Linked DNA regions of Mus musculus: region 1 is linked to region 2. The links are chromatin contacts, found by Hi-C or POLR2A ChIA-PET in ENCODE. All regions are on one chromosome and are shown on one strand. The core of a region is the stretch at or near the end of the contact, and the rest is flanking DNA. Distances in the headings are between cores, read along the strand shown.

The links. Hi-C counts contacts between places; a loop is a spot of excess contacts on that map. ChIA-PET counts read pairs that join two places held with the same protein, here RNA polymerase II (POLR2A).
Region 1: a map of gastrocnemius shows a loop between it and region 2 (2.1-fold over the local background). The contact joins the promoter of Spc24 here to the promoter of Ldlr in region 2. A Hi-C loop is called at or near these places in 2 of 37 maps with a recorded cell type or tissue (gastrocnemius and heart). POLR2A ChIA-PET finds 5 or more read pairs at or near these places in 4 of 5 experiments (Patski and embryonic stem cell).

Annotation. Positions count from the first base shown.
Region 1 is chr9:21,758,994-21,763,066 of GRCm38, forward strand. Spc24 (SPC24, NDC80 kinetochore complex component, homolog (S. cerevisiae)) reads right to left here and starts at 1,310. Exons shown (of 5, transcript NM_026282.6): 1 at 1,126-1,310. The coding sequence starts at 1,285.
Region 2 is chr9:21,720,230-21,724,871 of GRCm38, forward strand. It overlaps Ldlr (low density lipoprotein receptor), which reads left to right and starts at 3,347. Exons shown (of 18, transcript NM_010700.3): 1 at 3,347-3,615. The coding sequence starts at 3,549. It overlaps Gm26511 (a long non-coding RNA gene), which reads right to left and starts at 3,127. Exons shown (of 4, transcript XR_001779098.2): 1 at 1,612-3,127; 2 at 978-1,102.

The DNA of each region.
Region 1 (4,073 bases), core at 60-2,559, 37 kb after region 2:
CATGTGTTCTCTCTGAGCTACAATCTCAGAGATAAAACTTCTCATTTTACTTTTGGTCTTCTGTCAATCAGGCTGCTTTGAATTCCTTCCAGCCTTCCATTCCTGACCCTCCTGCTTGTCTCTGGAACACTGGTCTGACAGGCCCATTCTGCCATGCCTGGCATGGAACCCAGGGTTTCATGCATGCCAGTCAAGTGTATCCCTGCCCCCTCAACAGTTTCAGGTTTCCCCCAATATCTTTGCAGAAACCCCTCCCCAGTCCCGCCCATGTTACCCCTCCTAATGATAGAAAGCATTTGTCTCCTCAGCCCATCACTGCAGTACAAATGTTATCCTGTCTCCTCTCCAGTAGGATGCCAGCCACCAAGGGACTCCTTCCCTGCTGTCACCCGAGGTCCAGCTCACGGCAGGCTCTGTTCACAAGTCTATTGGGAAGGCACGAAACTTTAAAAAATGTTCCCAGGGCCGGACGTGGTGGCGCATGCCTTAAATCCCAGCACTTGGGAGGCAGAGGCAGGCGGATTTGAATTCGAGACCAGCCTGGTCTACAGAGTGAGTTCCAGGACAGCCAGGGCTACACAGAGAAACCCTGTCTTGAAACAAAACAAAACAAAGTTCAAACAAACCTTTGACAGGGAAGGACACTGAGATGGGAGATTGCTCACACCTGTGACCAAGGCACTGAGGAGCTGAAAGGTTCTTTGAATTTCTCAGCTAAGTAGTTCTCTACTAGTCAGAGCTACATTTAAGCCTGAGTCCTGGAAAGTTAATAAAGGGTCGTGCCCTGCTAACTCTATATTTAATTACGCTTAAGTCCCTAGATGACAACCGTTGTCATGACAACGGTTTCACCGGTGGAGAAATCAAGGCTCGGGTGTGACTGCTCTCCCTCGGAAGACCCTCAAGAACGGCGAGCAGGAGTGGAGGTGGGGGCTGGATCATAAAGACTTCCAAAGGCGCCTGAGCTACGAAGTACGATCGTATAGAGTCGCGCATTGTGAGCTATGACACTTATCTGGACGCCTCTGAGCCATGGCAATTGTCAGATGGGGAAACTGAGGCCCAGGAGTACCAGCTCCCCCCGAGAAGTCCCCCGGGGCTGGGGCGCAGGGGACCGGCCCTCACCCCGAAGCTGCCGGTAGGCGCCGTCCTGCATCTCCAGCAGCCGCTCCATCATCTGCTCGTAGCTCCCGAGCAGCCGCCGCTGCTGCGCCTCGGCGCGGTTGGCCCCCAGCAGGCTCAGTAGCCAGTTGCTCACCTCCACCATGTCGCGGAAAGCCGCCATGACTGATCGCGCCGAGTCCGAACCCGCGCAAATTCGTCTCACCACGGGCCCCGCCCCCTCCCCAGAGCGCATAAGTCTCATTGGATCGTTCCTACGTCCGTCTCCTGCAGGACTCAATCAGCGAGGGGACAGAGCGCTTCGGAAGGAGCGGCCATTTTGTGGAGATCCTGTGCGAAATTTCTTCTGTCACTCAGGTGTGAGGATCAATCATCGTAGGCGGGGGAGGGGGGGGGGCGGCGGCGCGGGGGGGGGGCGTGTCACACGTGGCCAGTTTGCGATTGGCCTGGTACGCGTGCGTCGATTGTCGGGCTATGAACTCCGGGGAGAGTCCAGGGCGTTAGGAGTCTGTTGCGCATGCGTAAACTGGAAAGCTGCGCGACTCTTAGAGAAATTTGCAGGTATCAGTCGCTGCTTGAAGGGCAATGTAACGGATGGTTTATTATTTTTGCTTGTTTTTTTTTTTTAGTTTACTTTAGGAATATATTAATTATACATAAAACTGGGATTCATTGGGTTTATTTTTTTCTTGGCGGGGGTTGGGATGTGTGAGCTGTGAGATGTTGAGACTATGTAGAACTGGCTGTCCAGGAGCTCTTTGTTAGAGATCCATCTACCTCTGCCTCCTAGTGGTTGGATTATAGGAACATGCCACCACAATCATTCACCAGTCTCTATTTTTTAGGCTTATTTCTCTTTCTTTAATGTGTATGGGTAAACGTTTTGCCTACATGTATGTATGTGTCAGCAGAGGTCATAAAAGGGCATCTGACCACTTGGAGCTAGATATGGATGGTTGTGAGCCATCATGTGGTGCTGGGAGCCAAACCCTGGTTCTCTACAAGAGCATCCAATGTTCTGGGAAGGCAGAGGCAGGCAGATCCCAGAGTTTGAGGCCAGCCTGGTCTACAAATAAAGCTCCAGGAGAGCCAGGATTATATAGAGACCTTGTCTCAAAAATAAAATAAAATAAAATCTTTAAGTAGGAGTCTAGCATGTATCTAGCATGTAGCACTCAGGTGATGGGAGCTTGAGGATGGAGGTAAATTCCAGGCCAGCCTGGGCAACAAGAGCAGTGAACCCCGAAGCTGAGCATGGTGGCTCAGGAATCAGGAGCCTAAGGAAGAGGAATTGCCATTCATGGGACTCCAGAGTGCTGAGTGAATTCCAGACCAGCCTGAACTACAAAGTGAACCCTGTCTCCTTAAATACCTATACCCCAGAGCTGGAGAGATGGCTCAGCGGTTAAGAGCACTCACTCACTGCTTTCCCAGAGGTTCTGAGTTCAATTTCCAGCAACCACATGGTGGCTCACAACCATCTGTAGTGAGATCCAATGTCTTTTTTTTTTTTTTTTTGGGGGGGGGGTTTGAGACAGGGTTTCTCTGTATAGCCCTGGCTGTCCTGGAACTAACATTGTAGACCAGGCTGGCCTCGAACTCAGAACCTGCCTGCCTCTGCCTCCCAAGTGCTGGGATTAAAGGTGTGTGCCACCACTGCCCAGCTGATGCCCTCTTCTGGTGTGTCTGAAGAGAGCAATGGTGTACTCCTATACATAAAATAAATAAATAATCTTTTTAAAAAATACAACCCAGACAGACACAGACACTCACTTCTATCATATTCTCTGACACTCACTTCTATCATATTCTCTGACCTGTATACATCTGTGGTGACACACCGCTCCCCCCCCCCAACAATAAAGAGGATTTTTGAAAATATGAAGCCATCAAACAGACAACAACAATAAGATAAAACGAAAATTGGGAAGTGATGATGGAGGGGTGGGCAGGGAGGGCAGTTGGCAATCTGATTGTCTGGACGTGAGCTGGGCCCCTGAGCTCTCAGTAGAAACTGCTCCATCTCCACCTGGCAACTGTGTGACCCTGTCAAGTCAACCCTCCTTCCTTGGGCCTAAGTCAGTAAATTGCATAACAGTGCAAGTCAGTGAGAGAATGCTTGCTTAGCACACAGTCAAGCATGGGGGTTGGGGGTGGGTGGGGACCCAGGGTTCAGTTTCTAGCTGTGCAACTTGTGCCAGTGACCTTGGCACAAGATCTGGCAGGTTCCTACCAGATCTTTCTAAACCCTGGGGCTAAAGATAGCCTGTTCTTATCAGCAGGGGAGGGTCAGGAGTTAACTACTGGGATTGAGCAAGAGAGCCCATCACACAGAAGTGTCCCTGGCCCAAAGTGCCACCCACCTCTCATCTAAGAGCAAAGGGTGTGCCACCTCACAGTCCTGGCCAAAGCTTCTGTCCAGAAAGAGGCACACACCTGAAAAGACTGGGAAAGGAAAGTGCTGATTACTGGGGACGCAGAAGGGCTGGCACGGGCTGAGGCTGCAAAGTGGAGATAATGCAGGTGCCTTAACACAGGGTTGAGGTGTGGAGGAGAACAGCTGAGCACTTGCCTACCACACAGGGAGCACGGGGCTCAGTCGCCGCCGGCTCTGGGTGAAATCAGGTGCAGGGTTGTTGGTAAGCCCAGTCCTCGACGGTGCAGGTAGAAGTATCAGACTTTCAAGATCAGTCTCAGCTAGGAATTGAGTTGAAGACAACCTGAGCTATAGGAGACCCTGTCTCAAAACAAACCAAAACCAAAACTAGTAAGCCAACAAACAGAACAAAAAGCGCCAGAGAGATGTCTCAGTGGTTAAGAGCACTTTTTGCTCAATCAGGAAGCCTGGGGTTCAAATCTCAGCCCCCTTTGTCAGATGGTTCACAAACACTTGTAACTCCAGCTCCAAAGGATCCCATGCCCTCTTCTGACCTCCAAGGACACTGCATATG
Region 2 (4,642 bases), core at 2,097-4,596:
TGTGGCCCAGGGCCACACAGGAGCCAACACGGGTGGCAGCTGAAGAAGGAGTCAGAGAAGCAGGCTCCACCCCCAACAGGCTGTCATGGCTTTATTCCTACAGTGGGCACATGAGGATGGTCAGGGACACACACACACACATACATATCACACATACACATACACATACCATACACATACATACACACATACACACACATACATACATACATACACATATACACACACATACACACACAATACATACATACACATATACAGACCACACAATACACACCATACACACATACATAACACACACACTCACATAAACCATACAAATACACTACACACACCATACACATACAGCACATATACACACACATATACCATTCATGTACACCACATATACCATACACATATGCACACACATACATACCATAAAACACACACACAATACATACACACACTATACATATACACCACATACATAGTGTACACACATACACACACACACACACACACACCATAGCCATCAAGAAGTTACAGCTGCCGGGCATGGTGGCGCATGCCTTTAATCCCAGCACTTGGGAGGCAGAGGCAGGCAGATTTCTGAGTTTGAGGCCAGCCTGATCTACAGAGTGAGTTCCAGGACAGCCAGGGCTATACAGAGAAACCCTGTCTCGAAAAACAAAAACAAACAAACAAAAAGAAGTTACAGCTATTTCAACTGGGAGCAGCGTGGGGTGTTTTCAGTAACTGGCTTAGTATATTATCTCTGTTGGTGAATAGTCAAGGCTGGGTTAAGCCATTTTTTTATGGCTAGAGGCTATTGCCCAGTACAGCCTGATTCAATTCCTCATGACCTGAGGCCATTGCCCAACCGCAGGGACTGGCAGAGGCTTGGAGATATCACAGGCAGGTGTGGATCTGGGCAAACTGGCCAGGGACAAGCTGGCCAGAGCAGAGTGCTGCAGAGAAGCAGCACCCAGACCTACCTCATGGAAGGCCCCGGCCACTGTGACCAGCTCAGCACACAGCTTGACTTCAGGGAAGAGATTCCTTCCTGGTGACTCTAAGGAGGCCCAGTGGGGAGGGCAAGGCAGAGGAGGGGGAGTCCCAGCTGTTCAGGAGACAGAGAAAGGGGATCACTGAGCCCAGGAGTTACAGGTTATTTATAGTGAGTCTCCTGTTGCCAAGCCAGGGAGCTGCCATGTGTGAACTGCCATGTGTGGCAGGCTGGGACGGAGACCCACTCAGGAGAAAACGGACTTCTGTAAGCTGTTAGCTGACCCCCAGCACTCATGGGCATGTGTGTACACACACAAAATTCAGTAATACCATGAGTTTTAATTAGGTGAGAGGCAACCAAGGAGGACACCTGACGTTGAACTCTGGCCTACATATACGTGTGAGCACACGCATAAGCGCCTCAAAACTCAAGGGAGAAAAAGAACCAAGCTGTTCGGGCGGTGGCACATGTCTTTGACAGGCAGATGGATCTCTCTGAGTTTGAGGCCAGCCTGGCCTACATAGTGGGTTCCAGGACAGCCAGAGCCATGTAATAGAGAGACCCTGTCTCAAAAACAAACAAACAAACAAACAAACAAAAACCGAGAGAAATCAACTCACAAAAGCAGCTTTTTACACCTTTCTGTCTTCTGGCTTCTACTATCTGTGTAGCTGAGGCTATCCTCATGGTCCTCCTGCCTCCCTCGGGGAGTGCTGAGACCACAGATTGTGACAACAGGCTTGGTTTACGTGATGCTGGGGACGAAGCCAGGTACCCTACCAACCCAATGCAGTGTGTCCCGTTCTCTCTCCTGTCTCACGGTTCAGCTTCTGGTAGTTTGTTTTGCATTATGTATTATTTACTTTTTTATTACTGCCTGTGACACATCACAATATGAATGTGCAGGTCACAGGGACGAGTTCTCTCCTCTCATGTGGGTCCTCGGATTTGAACTCACATCAGGTCAGTCCTGGCTGCATGCACTAAGCCAACACACTAGCCCTGGTTTGTTCTGCAGGGAGCTAGGCAGGGACAGAATCTGAGTCCCTTTTAGAAAATCCCTAAGCCTTTGATTCATCAAAACTTCTCTATCCATGGCAGACAGCCTTCTGGTTTAGCCATCCAGTGTCAAGAGGGGAAAAAGGCCACATGTGGTTGGTTTTGCTTCGAGGGAAGAGATGCCCTTCTGTGTGTTCAACTCCTTGTAACAGGATAAAGCGGTACCAGCAGGTGCCTAAGGAAATAAACCAAAAATCAACATTTCTGTCAACACAGGAAGGAACCCATTGATTCTCAGATGAATTATTTAAAATAATTTCAACTTTAGCTTTGAAACAGGGTCTCTTGACAGGTGGTAGTGGGGTGGTAGTAAACACTCAACATTTAATCCCAGCACTCAGGAGTTAGAGGCAGGCAGATCTCTGAGTTCTAGGCCAGCCTGGTCTACAGAGTCCAGGACAACCAGGGCTACACAGAGAAACCTTGTCTTGAAAAACAAAACAAACAGAAACAGAAACAAAACAAAAGAAGAAAAGGAAAGAAAAGAAAGAAAGAAGGAAAGAAGAGGAGGAGGAAACAGAATCTGTGTAGCCCAGGCTAGTCTGGAACTTGCTGTCCAGACCAGTTTGGACTTTGCTCACAGAGATCTGCCTGCCTTCTTCCTAGTTTCAGTGTTACCATATCTTGCTATGGAATTCTTCCATTAATAATTATAATTATTCTAACTACTGGGTCCTACCCCCCAAACCAAGTAATGTTTCTTCTTTCTAATTAATTAATTAGTACAGGGGAGTGTGTGTGGAAGTTAGAGGACAATTTGCTGGAGTTGGTTCTGGTTCTCTCTCCTTCCAGTATGTGGATCCCTGGGATCAAACTCAGGTCTTCAGGCTTGCACCCTCACCCACTGAGCCAACTCGCTCACCCGCACACGCCGCCGCGTTTTATATACATTTCTCGCTGAGTGTTTGTGTTTATGGACGGATCCAGATAAAACCTGCAACTGTACTTGGGTCAGAAATCTATGTGCCCATTCCTAGACAGGAAAGCAAACTTGCTGCAAGAAGTGTAGGGGTCGGGGGTGGGAGGGGGCTTCGCATACTTCTGTTTTGCTTTGGAGGTGGAAAGGAAAGCGTCAGAAGGCGACCCAGGGTGTGGAAGGGCGTGGGTCGTCCCTTGAACACTCAAACAGCAACGCGGGCGGCTAAGTGTCCGGGAAGCGGTGAAATTCTGTGGGAGGAATTTGAGGAACTTCCCACTGCTGCGGGAGCTTCAGGGGTTAAAAGAGACGATGTCACATCGGCCGTTCCAAGCTCCTCCCCGCTCAGTGAGGTGAAGATTTTTGAAAATCACCCCATTGCAGACTCCTCCCCCGCCTGGAAACCTCGCCCCTAGTACTGGGAATGACTCTGGGCGTGCGGCGTAGTTTGCAGCCGGGACACCGTGAGGCTTGCGAGCCCAGATTCGCAGCCGAGACACCGTGGGGCCCGCGATCCAGTGTTTGCAGCGGGAACATTTCGGGGTCTGTGATCCGAGTGAGGACGCAACGCAGAAGCTAAGGATGAGCACCGCGGATCTGATGCGTCGCTGGGTCATCGCCCTGCTCCTGGCTGCTGCCGGAGTTGCAGGTAAGGCTTTGCGCCAGGAGCCTGCCCGGGGTCAGGGGCAGCCGTCCTGAACTCGGAGAGCCCCGAGTGGTTTTATTTTTGGTCGAGAAATACAACCATTCGTGCGAACTTGATGTGATGTCCTTCCCACGTGGCTGGAGGGAAGTGTTTTGGAAATAGGGTGCCAGAGCTGTAGGGGGTCAGAGTGGGTTTGGGGAGTCCGGTGGGTGCTCTCCCAAGTCAGAGGTGTCTTTCAGAGCTATGTGTGAGGGAATCCAAGAGGAGGGGTCCCATCATTCGTTTTAAGGGCTGGGGAGACCCAGGCCCAGCTGTTCAACTTTGGGGTCGCTAGTCGTAGTTACAGGACTTGGGGGTCTCCACACTGCACTCAAACCCGGCTACTGCCGCGTGCCCCAAAACTCCGCCCTAACCCCACCTCCCACCGCACCCCCGAGCTCCTATTGGGTGCAGCCGGAACAGGCGAGCCTCGAGCCACTCCCCTCGCCCAATGGAGGAAGAGGATGATGTTCAGGGGCGTGGCTTGCACGACCCTCCCGGGTGGGGTGGGGCTACACATCCGGGCCGGCTGGGTCCTCCTTGTGAGCCTTCAGTCCCTACCTTGTCCCTACTTCCCTGGTTTGGTGCAGATGTGCCTCAGGCAACCCAGACACCCGTAGCTGAGACCATCAGGCAGGGAGGGCCAGGGACCTGGCAAAGACTTTTGCAGGCCTGGTTCGTTCCCACTCTCTGAACGTGTAGGATTGGACAGATCCATAAAGTGGACTTTAGTTTTAGGAGAGGCGTTGGAATTTGGACAGGAAGGGAGATGGTGTTACAATCTCACCAACAACTTCTTTGCAGCACTGGGAAAAGTGCTCCACCTCTCCCTCACTTTATAGACAGGGTCTCATGTAGCCTAGGCTGGCCTATAAGTCACTGTGTAGTCTCTAGCCCCTAATTCTCCTGCCTCAGCTCGGGAGTGTTGGGATGACAGGCATGTGCCACCATGCCTGGATTTGGGGACACCATGGATAGAACCAGGGTCCAT